2 separate regions of the Homo sapiens genome follow, and region 1 is linked to region 2. A link is an interaction called in ENCODE POLR2A ChIA-PET data of the cell type or tissue named here. Cell type or tissue: GM12878. All regions are shown on one strand. Links, peaks and the distances in the headings refer to the core of each region. The heading gives the core; the rest is flanking DNA.

Region 1 (4,401 bases), core at 111-4,110, 860 kb after region 2:
TTTTTTTTTTGAGACAGAGTCTCGCTCTGTCACCCAGGCTGGAGTGCAGTGGCGCAATCTTGGCTCACTGCAAGGTCCGCCTCCCGGGTTCATGCCATTCTCCTGCCTCAGCCTCCTGAGTAGCTGGGACTACAGGCGCCCGCCACCATGCCTGGCTAATTTTTTGTATTTTTAGTAGAGATGGGGTTTCACCGTGTTAGCCATGATGGTCTCGATCTCCTGACCTCATGATCCACCCGCCTCGGCCTCCTAAAGTGCTGGGATTACAGGCTTGAGCGACCACGTATTGTATTATTCTTATGCCTTTGCATCCTCATAGCTTAGCTCCCACTTATGGGTGAGTGAGAATATACAATGTTTGGTTTTCCATTCCTGAGTTACTTCACTTAGAATAATAGTTTCCAGTCCCATCTGGGTTGCTGCGAATGCCATTAATTCATTCCTTTTTATGATTGAGTAGTATTCCATTGTATATATATATCTCCCACAGTTTCTTTATCTACTTGTTGATTGATGGGCTGAATGACTTTATATTTTAAAAGTGCTCAAATCATTGCATGGCACAGAGTGAGGCCTCTAGAAAGTTGTGTTAAGTAAACAAAAGAAGTCCTGAATCAAGGCAGTGGCAGTGGGAATAGAGGGGAGAAGACAGCAGTATTTGGGAGATCGTTTAGGTTGGATGATTAGGTGGAGGGCCAGAGGGAGGAGGAAAAGCAGTGGCCATGTTTCTGTTTTGGGTGAATGGTGGTGCTATGCATGGAGATGGGGAATAAAGGGAGAGAAGCAGGTCCCAGCTGAAGATAAATTTAGTTGAGGACATTATTAGTTAGAGGCACCTTTGGGAGATTTGCAATGGGATGGATTTGGCTGCATGTTGGCTGCATAAATATGGAATTCAGAGCTGGTCTGGAGAAACAGACACAAGATTTAGGAAGTATCGGTATGTACATAAGTGGTACTGGGGTTAAGTAGGTGTGAGTTAGTTCGCACAGTGTGAGTGTGTGGTTCCGGAGTTTTGACTTGGGGTTCCCAATAGGCTTTAGGGGAAAACCCCTAACATTGGATACAAAGTTTTGTGCATATGTTTGTTTTTTCGTATTTCCGTGGAAAATATGTGTAGCTTTCATCCACAAAAGCATAAAAACAATTGGCATGATTAGTGGGAGAGCACCTGCTTTGTTTCCTTGGCACACATTTTGGCTTATTTTAATAAATGAGCAACTTGTTGCAGGTGTTGACAACTTCCTTCACTAGCATATAAGCTCTGTAAGGGCAGGGGTCACAAGGAGAGGGAACTGCCATATAGCGCGTGGCTCACGGTGCGTTTTCCACAAATATTAGAGGAATGAATAATTACAAGTGAACTTTATATTTCCACTAAAAATACAAATAAACTAGAAGGTAAAACTTCCTGGTATAAAAACATCTCTCGCACTGTTGCATGACTTTATATCTAAGCTATTAAAACACTTAGCGACAAATAATATTGCCTAGAGAAATACAGTTATTTTATTATGTTGTAGGTCTATTTTCAGTTTGGACTTAATTTCTTTTTTTTTGAAACGGAATTTTGCTCTTGGCCAGGCTGGAGTGCAATGGTGCGATCTCAGCTCACTGCAACCTCTGCCTCCCAGGTTGAAGTGATTCTCCTGTCTCAGCCTCCCTAGTAGCTGGGATTACAGGTGTGCACCACCATGCCTGGCTATTTTTGTATTTTTAAGTAGAGACAGGGTTTCTCCATGTTGGTCAGGCTGGTCTCGAACTCCCAACCTCAGGTGATCCACCCGCCTTGGCCTCCCAAAGTGCTGGGATTACAGGTGTGAGCCACTGCGCTTGGCCCAGTTGGACTTTATTTCTGTGTTCATTTAAGTAGTTTAAATTTGATTTTTTTGGCTCAGAAGTCAGTTGTAAAAAGCTAGCTTCTGGGCCGGGCGCTGTGGCTCATGCCTGTAATCCTGGCACTTTGGGAGGTGGATCATGAGGTCAGGAGTTTGAGACCAGCCTGGCCAACATAGTGAAACCCTGTCCCTACTAAAAATACAGAAAAATTAGCTGGGTATGGTGATGGGCACCTGTAATCCCAGCTACTTGGGAGGCTGAGGCAGGACAACTGCATGAACCTGGGAGTTGGAGGTTGCAGTGAGCTGAAATCGCCCCACTGCACTCCAGCCTGGGCGACAGTGCAAGACTCTGTCTCAAGGGAAAAAAAAAAAAAAGTTAGCTCCTGGATGAATAAAAACCATAATCGGAGTACATTAGCCCTGGTGAAAATGTCAAAATTCTGAAATAAACCATTAGATCAGGCATAAACAGTCTCAAATGCTTTAGTTATCCCAGTTATGCAGGTATGAAAAGATGCTTTTTAAACTTAAATTAGATAATTATTTCCATTTGCTATTTTAATATGCCTGTGTTGATTTGTATTTTTGGATCAGGTACCTGGAAACTTCTGTGATAGAGTATTTCATTGAATGCGTAGTCTAAAGCTCAATGATAGTAAATATTATGACTTCAGAATCTTATTCTTCCCTCTTGCCACAACAGCAGTAGAAATGGGTCTTTTTGCTGTCATGGGAGTGGCCTCTCAGGTAGACTTAACAGATACTGGGGTGAGTAGGGGAAGTAGTTTCTATTCTCTATTTCTGTTCCCTCAGTGTGCTTTATTTCTTCTGTTCTTTCTTTTCTGTGCTCTGCTTTGTTTTCTAAAGATGGATTAAAGAAAGATTAGGAACAGAAAGTAGAATGAAAGCTTCACAAGAACAGAGACCTAGCCTGTTTTGTTTATCCCAAGCATCAAAAATAGTTCTTGGTCCATAAAAGGCTCTGAGTAAATATTTCTTGAATGGATAAATGAATGATTGAATGAAAAAAGTTGATGCGGGCTCTTAAAATTCTTCCTAGCTAGAACTTGTTACTGTTCAAAAGTTTTTCAGACCACACTTATATTTCACTCACCAGTGTTTTCCTCAGAGAAGTTTTTGAGACCCATGCTAGACTGTTAAATTAGTAACATCAATTATAAATCTAGAGATATTTCTGATTTCTTTAAAAAAGTTATTAGTTTGACTTAAAATAAATTTTAAAGAAGAGGAAATGTCCTACTAAAAGTGAAAGTATATTTTTGTTTTTTGTAGCCACAATGTTTTAATATGAGAGTAACAGAAAATCAATTATAGAAACTCAGTTTTATTAACTTAGCTCAGAAATAATATATAATCAGCATTAATTTAATACCTTCTTAAAATTTCTTAGGTAAAGTCATAGCACAAAGTTAATCCCAATTAAAAGATTCTTTTAATACATAATCTTTAAAAACAAATCTACCATTTATTTTGGTTTACATAATCAAGAACCTCTCTTTCTGAGTGCAGTTGTGAAGGTCAGTGGCCTGAGGAATAACCGTTCATGTGTTCAATGAATTTTTTTGTTTTTAAGACGGAGTTTTGCACTTTTTCCCCAGGCTGGAGTGCAGTGGCGTGATCTTGGTCCACTGCACCCTCCACTTCCCGGGCTCAAGCCGTTCTCCTGCCTCAGCCTCCTGAGTAGCTGGGATTACAGGCACGTACCACCAAGCTCGGCTAATTTTTGTATTTTTAGTAGAGATGGGGTTTTGCCATGTTGGCCAGGCCAGTCTGGAACTCCTGACCTCGTAATCCACCCGCCTCGGCCTCCCAAAGTGCTGGGATTACAGGTGTGAGCCATCACGCCCTGCCTACCATTTCTTTTAGAAATGAAATTACTGGGCAAAGGGTATGTACCTTTAAAATTTTGGTAAGTGTGGCTAGATTGCCTTCCATAAAGGTTATACCAGTGTTTTTTTTTTTTTTTTTTGAGGTGAAGTCTCGCTCTGTCACCAGGCTGGAGTGCAGTGGCATGATCTCGGCTCACTGCAGCCTCCACCTCCCGGGTTCAAGCGGTTTTCCTGCCTCAGCTTCCCAAGTAGCTGGGACTACAGGTGTGTGCCACCATGCCCAGCTAATTTTTGTATTTTTAGTAGAGATGGGGTTTCACCATGTCGGCCAGGATGGTCTCGATCTCTTGACCTCGTGATCCACTCACCTCGGCCTCCCAAAGTGCTGGTATTACAGGGGTTAGCCATTGCGCCCAGCCAAGGTTATACCAGTTTTCACTTTTATCAGCAGTATAGTGCGTGAGCATCTGTTTCCCCACATCCTTGACAGATATGGGCATTATCAGTCTTCTAAAACTTAGGGGAAAATGATCAAGTTTTAACTTATCTGCTTATTTGTGACATCTAGCATTTTTTATGTGTGTTGGCTATTTGCATTTCTTTTATACTTTGCCTATTAGGAGCTTTTATTTATTTTTTCTATTGGTTAGGTTATCTTTTATTGATTTGTAGGAACCCTTTTACAAGTTTTGTGTGTGTGTGTGTTTTAA
Region 2 (4,401 bases), core at 198-4,197:
AGTTTGCATTCTCCTTTGTTGTTTCAAATTTAAATACAAAACTCTGAGAGAATAACGGAATTGAGGTAACTCGAGTTCTGTTCCGGGGTTTCTACAATCACTGTGCTATCATTGTTTATGTCTAATCTGCAGCTTAAACTCAGGACTATGCTGTGCCATAGAAGCTGAAGATGCAACTTGGCCCCAAAGCTCTAGTGAAAGCTGTACACACCATTAAGAACTTACTCTGACTTTTTCACTGCCAGCGCATGGTGATAATAAAAAACAGACCCACACTGGTTTTATTACTGTTTTAAAATTCTATATAAATGATATACCCCCTTACTTCCTGTACTTAGGGGGGACCCCTTGCACCACTCCATCCTTTAAGTCCTTGCCAGTATCTATTAAACTTTTAAATGCGGAGACCTTTTAATCCAGCAATTCCAATTCTTTCAACACGTTGTACTGATGTGTCTACACAAGTAGTCAAGATATGCAAGAATTTCCATTGCTACATTATTCACGACAGCAAAAAAAGAACTGGAAAGATCTGAAAGGTCCATTAAGACGCAGGGGTTAAATTAATTATGCCATATCCATTCGATAGAATCCACTCAGCATTAGAAGGAATTAGGTCAGCCTGTTCGTATTGCCCAGGAAGGGTATGATATACAGACATACCTTACAGATATCGCGGGTTCAGTTCCAGACCACTGCAATAAAGTGAATCTTGCAATAAAGTGAGTCACACAGTTTTTTTTGTTTCCTAGTGCACATAAAAGTTATGTTGGCCAGGAGCAGTGGCTCGAGCCTGTAATCCCAGCACTTTGGGAGGCCGAGGCAGGCAGATCACCTGAGGTCGAGAGTTCAAGACCAGCCTGACCAACATGGAGAAACCCTGTCTCTACTAAAAATACAAACTTAGCCAGGCATGGTGGCACATGCCTGTAATCCCAGCTACTTGGGAGGCTGAGGCAGGAGAATTGCTTGAACCCAGGAGGCAGAAGTTGCAGTGAGCCAAGATCGTGCCATTGCACTCCAGCCTGGGCAACAAGAGCGAAACTCCATCTCAAAAAAAAAAAAAAAAAAAAAACAAGTTATGTTTACACTATACATGATGTCTAAAAGTATACATGGCTTAATTTAAAAATATTTTATTGCTTAAAAATGCTAACAATACAGCCTGGACAACACAATGGGACTCTGTCTAGATAAAAATTTTTTTTTAATTAGCCAGGTATGGTAATGCACACTTGTAATCCCAGCTACTCAGGAGGCTGAGGTGGGAGGATCACTTGACTCCGGGAGGCTACAGTGAGCTATGATTGCACCACTGCACTCCAGCCTGGGCAACAGAGCAAGACCCTCTCTAAAAAAAAAAAAAAAAAAAAAAAGCTAACAATCATCTGAGCCTTCAGCAAGTCCTAATCTTTTTGCCTCAATGTTGATGGCTGCCAATTGATCAGGGTAGTGGTTGCTGCAGGTTGGAGTGGCTGTGGCTATTTCTTAAAATAAGACAACAATGAAGTTTGCCACACTGATTGATTCTTCCTTTCATGAAAGATTTCTCTGTAGCATGAAATGCATTTTATCCACAGCAGAACTTCTTGCAAATTAGAGCTAATCCTCTCAAACCCTGCCACTGCTTTATCAAGTAAGTTTATGTAATATTCTAAATCTTTTGTTGCCATTTCAACAGTTTTCACAGTATATTCACCAGAAGTAGATTCTGTCTCAAGAAATTACTTTCTTGGCTCATCTGTAAGAAGCAATTCCTCATACATTAAATTTTAACATGAGATTACAGACATTCAGTCCCACCTTCAGCCTCCTCTTCTAATTCTAGCTCTCTTGCTCCTTCTACCACATCTGCAGTTACTTCCTCCACTAGCATCTTAAATCCCTCAAGTCAGTCATGAGGCTTGGAATCAACTTCTTCCAAACTCCAGTTAATGTTGCTATTTTGACCTTCTGCCATGAATCACAAATGTTCTGAATGGCATCTAAAATGGTAGATCCTTTCAGAAGATTTTAAATTTACTTTGCCTAGATTCATCAAAGGAATCACTATCTATAGCAGCTATAGCCTTACAAAATGTATTCTTAAATAATAAGATTTGAAAGTTGAAATGACTCCTTGATCCATGGGTTGCAGAATAGATATTGTGTTAACAGGCATGAAAACAGCATTAATCTCCTTGTACATCTCCATCAGAGCTCTTGGGTGACTAGGTGCGTTGTCCATGAGCTGTAATATTTTGAAAGGAATCTTTTTCCTGAGCAGTAGGTCTCAACAGTGGGCTTAAATTATTCAGTAGACATTGCTGTAAATAGATGTGTTGTCATTCAGGCTTTAGTTGTTCCATTTATAGAGCACAGGCAAAGTAGATTTAGCATAATTCTTAAGGCCCTAGGATCTGTTGGAATGGTAAATGAGTACTGGCTTTACCTTAAAGCAACCAGCTGCATTAGCCCCTAACTAGACAGTCAGCCTGTTCTTTGAAGCTTTGAAGCCAAGTATTGACCTCTTACTAGCTGTGAAAGTCCTAGATGGCATCTTCTTCCAATAGAAGGCCATTTTGTTTCCATTGAAAATTCTATTGTACACTGTAGCCACCTTCATCAATGACCTTAGCTAGATCTTCTGGATAACTTGCTGTAGTTTATTCATCAGGACCTGCTGCCTCTCTTTATACTTTGGTGTTATGAAGATGGCTTCTTTCCTTAAACCTAGTGAACCAACTTCTGCTATCTTCATACTTTTCTTCTGCAGCTTCCTCACTTCATTCAACCTTCATAGAATTGAAGCAAGTTAGGGCCTTGTTCTGGATTAGTCTTTGGCTTAAAGAAATTGTATAGCTGGTTTGATCTTCTACCCAGACCACTAAAGCTTTGTCCAAGCAGTAAGGCTGTTTCACTTCCTTATCATTCATGTGTTCCCAGGAGTTGAACTTTTCATTTCTTCAATAAATTTTCCTTTGCATTGACAACCTGGCTAACTGGCAAGAGACCTAGTTTTCGGCCTCTCTCAGCTTTCAACATGCCTTCCTCATTAAACTTAATGATTTCTAGCTTTTGATTTAAAGTGAGAGACACATGACTCTTCCTTTCACTTAAACACTGAGAGGCCATTATAGGTTTATTAACTGGCCTAATTTCAATATCATTGTGTCTCAGAGAATAGGGAGGCCCAAAGGGAGGAAGAGAGGTGGGGGAACAGCCGGAGCAGTCAGAACACGTACAACATTTATCCATTAAGTTTGCTATCTTATATGGGCATGATTCATCGTGCCCCAAAACAATTGCAACAGTAACATCAAAGATCACTGATCACAGATGACCATAACAGATACAATAATAATGAAAACGTTTGAATTATTTTGAGAATTACCAAAATGTGACAGAGCCATGAAGTGAGCATACGCTGTTGGGAAAATGGTGCCGATAGACTCGCTCAACACAGAGTTGCCACAAACCTTCAGTTTGTGTAAAATGCAATATCTGTGGAGCGCAATCAAATGAGGTATTCCTGTATTAGTAACTGAAAAAAAGCAACCAGTTGAACAATCTGGGAAGGGTTTTCCATTTATGTAGAAAGATAAATGTCCAAACTTTGTCTGGTGCGATCTATCTTCCCTTGCCGAGAAGGACATTGGCCCAGGCAGAGGAAAGGTCTCTGCAATGATGGGTAAATCGAGATTTACTGGGAATTCTCAGCTCACCTTTCACATGTCCCTCTATAGAATAAATTGTACTAGGAACATAGCAGTTACTCCCTCAATTGCCTAAGGGAGAAGAGGAACAAAGAGGAATAATCTAAGAACACAAGTTTATTCAGATTTTCTTAATTTTTTCAATCTTCTTTTGAAATATAGACATATGTACTTTTTATACAGATAATATTATAGATACATAGCAATAGGATAAAATATTTCCTTAGATGCTCAGCTTCTGATTAAGGATCAGAAAGATCAAGAAACTGAGCAAAACAAATATATAATGACCCTGAAACTACCAGGATATTCCAGAGCAAAATTCTTTTTTAATGGTTCAGTTCATTGCTTACGCATATATAGTGTTCTATTAACATGACATTTCAAATCCATAGAAGTCTAAAAAAAGGGACAGAATATCTGCCTTTAATTGTCTTTAAACTAGGCCTACTTTTAAGGAGCCTAATGGGGCAGAAGATAATAAAGAAAATGTTAATGTAGTTTAGACTAGGCCCAGAGGTTAAAAAAATTTTTTTTTTTACTTAGTTAATAATGTCTCTGATCCTCACTTTTTTTTCTCTATAGAAGAAATGATTTCATTTGGAGAGGTCATGCAATGGCCACACAAAGGCAGAATGGTGTGGCTGTACTTCATCACCATAAAGTACCATATAGCTAGGACCTCAGAGAATAAAATGCTAAATTA

Evidence for each region. Peaks named below come from ENCODE experiments on the same cell type or tissue, not always from the same donor. Only the 100,000 strongest peaks of a DNase experiment are listed, where the experiment ranks them.
Region 1: POLR2A ChIA-PET joins it to region 2 with 12 read pairs; 2 of 35 experiments call an interaction of 5 or more read pairs at or near these places.

Annotation. Positions count from the first base shown.
Region 1 is chr4:39,355,431-39,359,831 of GRCh38, reverse strand. The region is part of intron 1 of RFC1 (replication factor C subunit 1); the gene reads left to right. Among named protein-coding and RNA genes, the nearest start is that of RFC1, 8.7 kb to the left of the region's middle. In GM12878, for the core only: no CTCF peak of the experiment used is centred there; a DNase peak (open chromatin) is centred at 2,592; H3K4me3 peaks cover 1,368 bases; H3K27ac peaks cover 1,384 bases.
Region 2 is chr4:40,220,442-40,224,842 of GRCh38, reverse strand. The region is part of intron 1 of RHOH (ras homolog family member H); the gene reads right to left. Among named protein-coding and RNA genes, the nearest start is that of RHOH, 26 kb to the right of the region's middle. In GM12878, for the core only: no CTCF peak of the experiment used is centred there; no DNase peak of the experiment used is centred there; H3K27ac peaks cover 823 bases.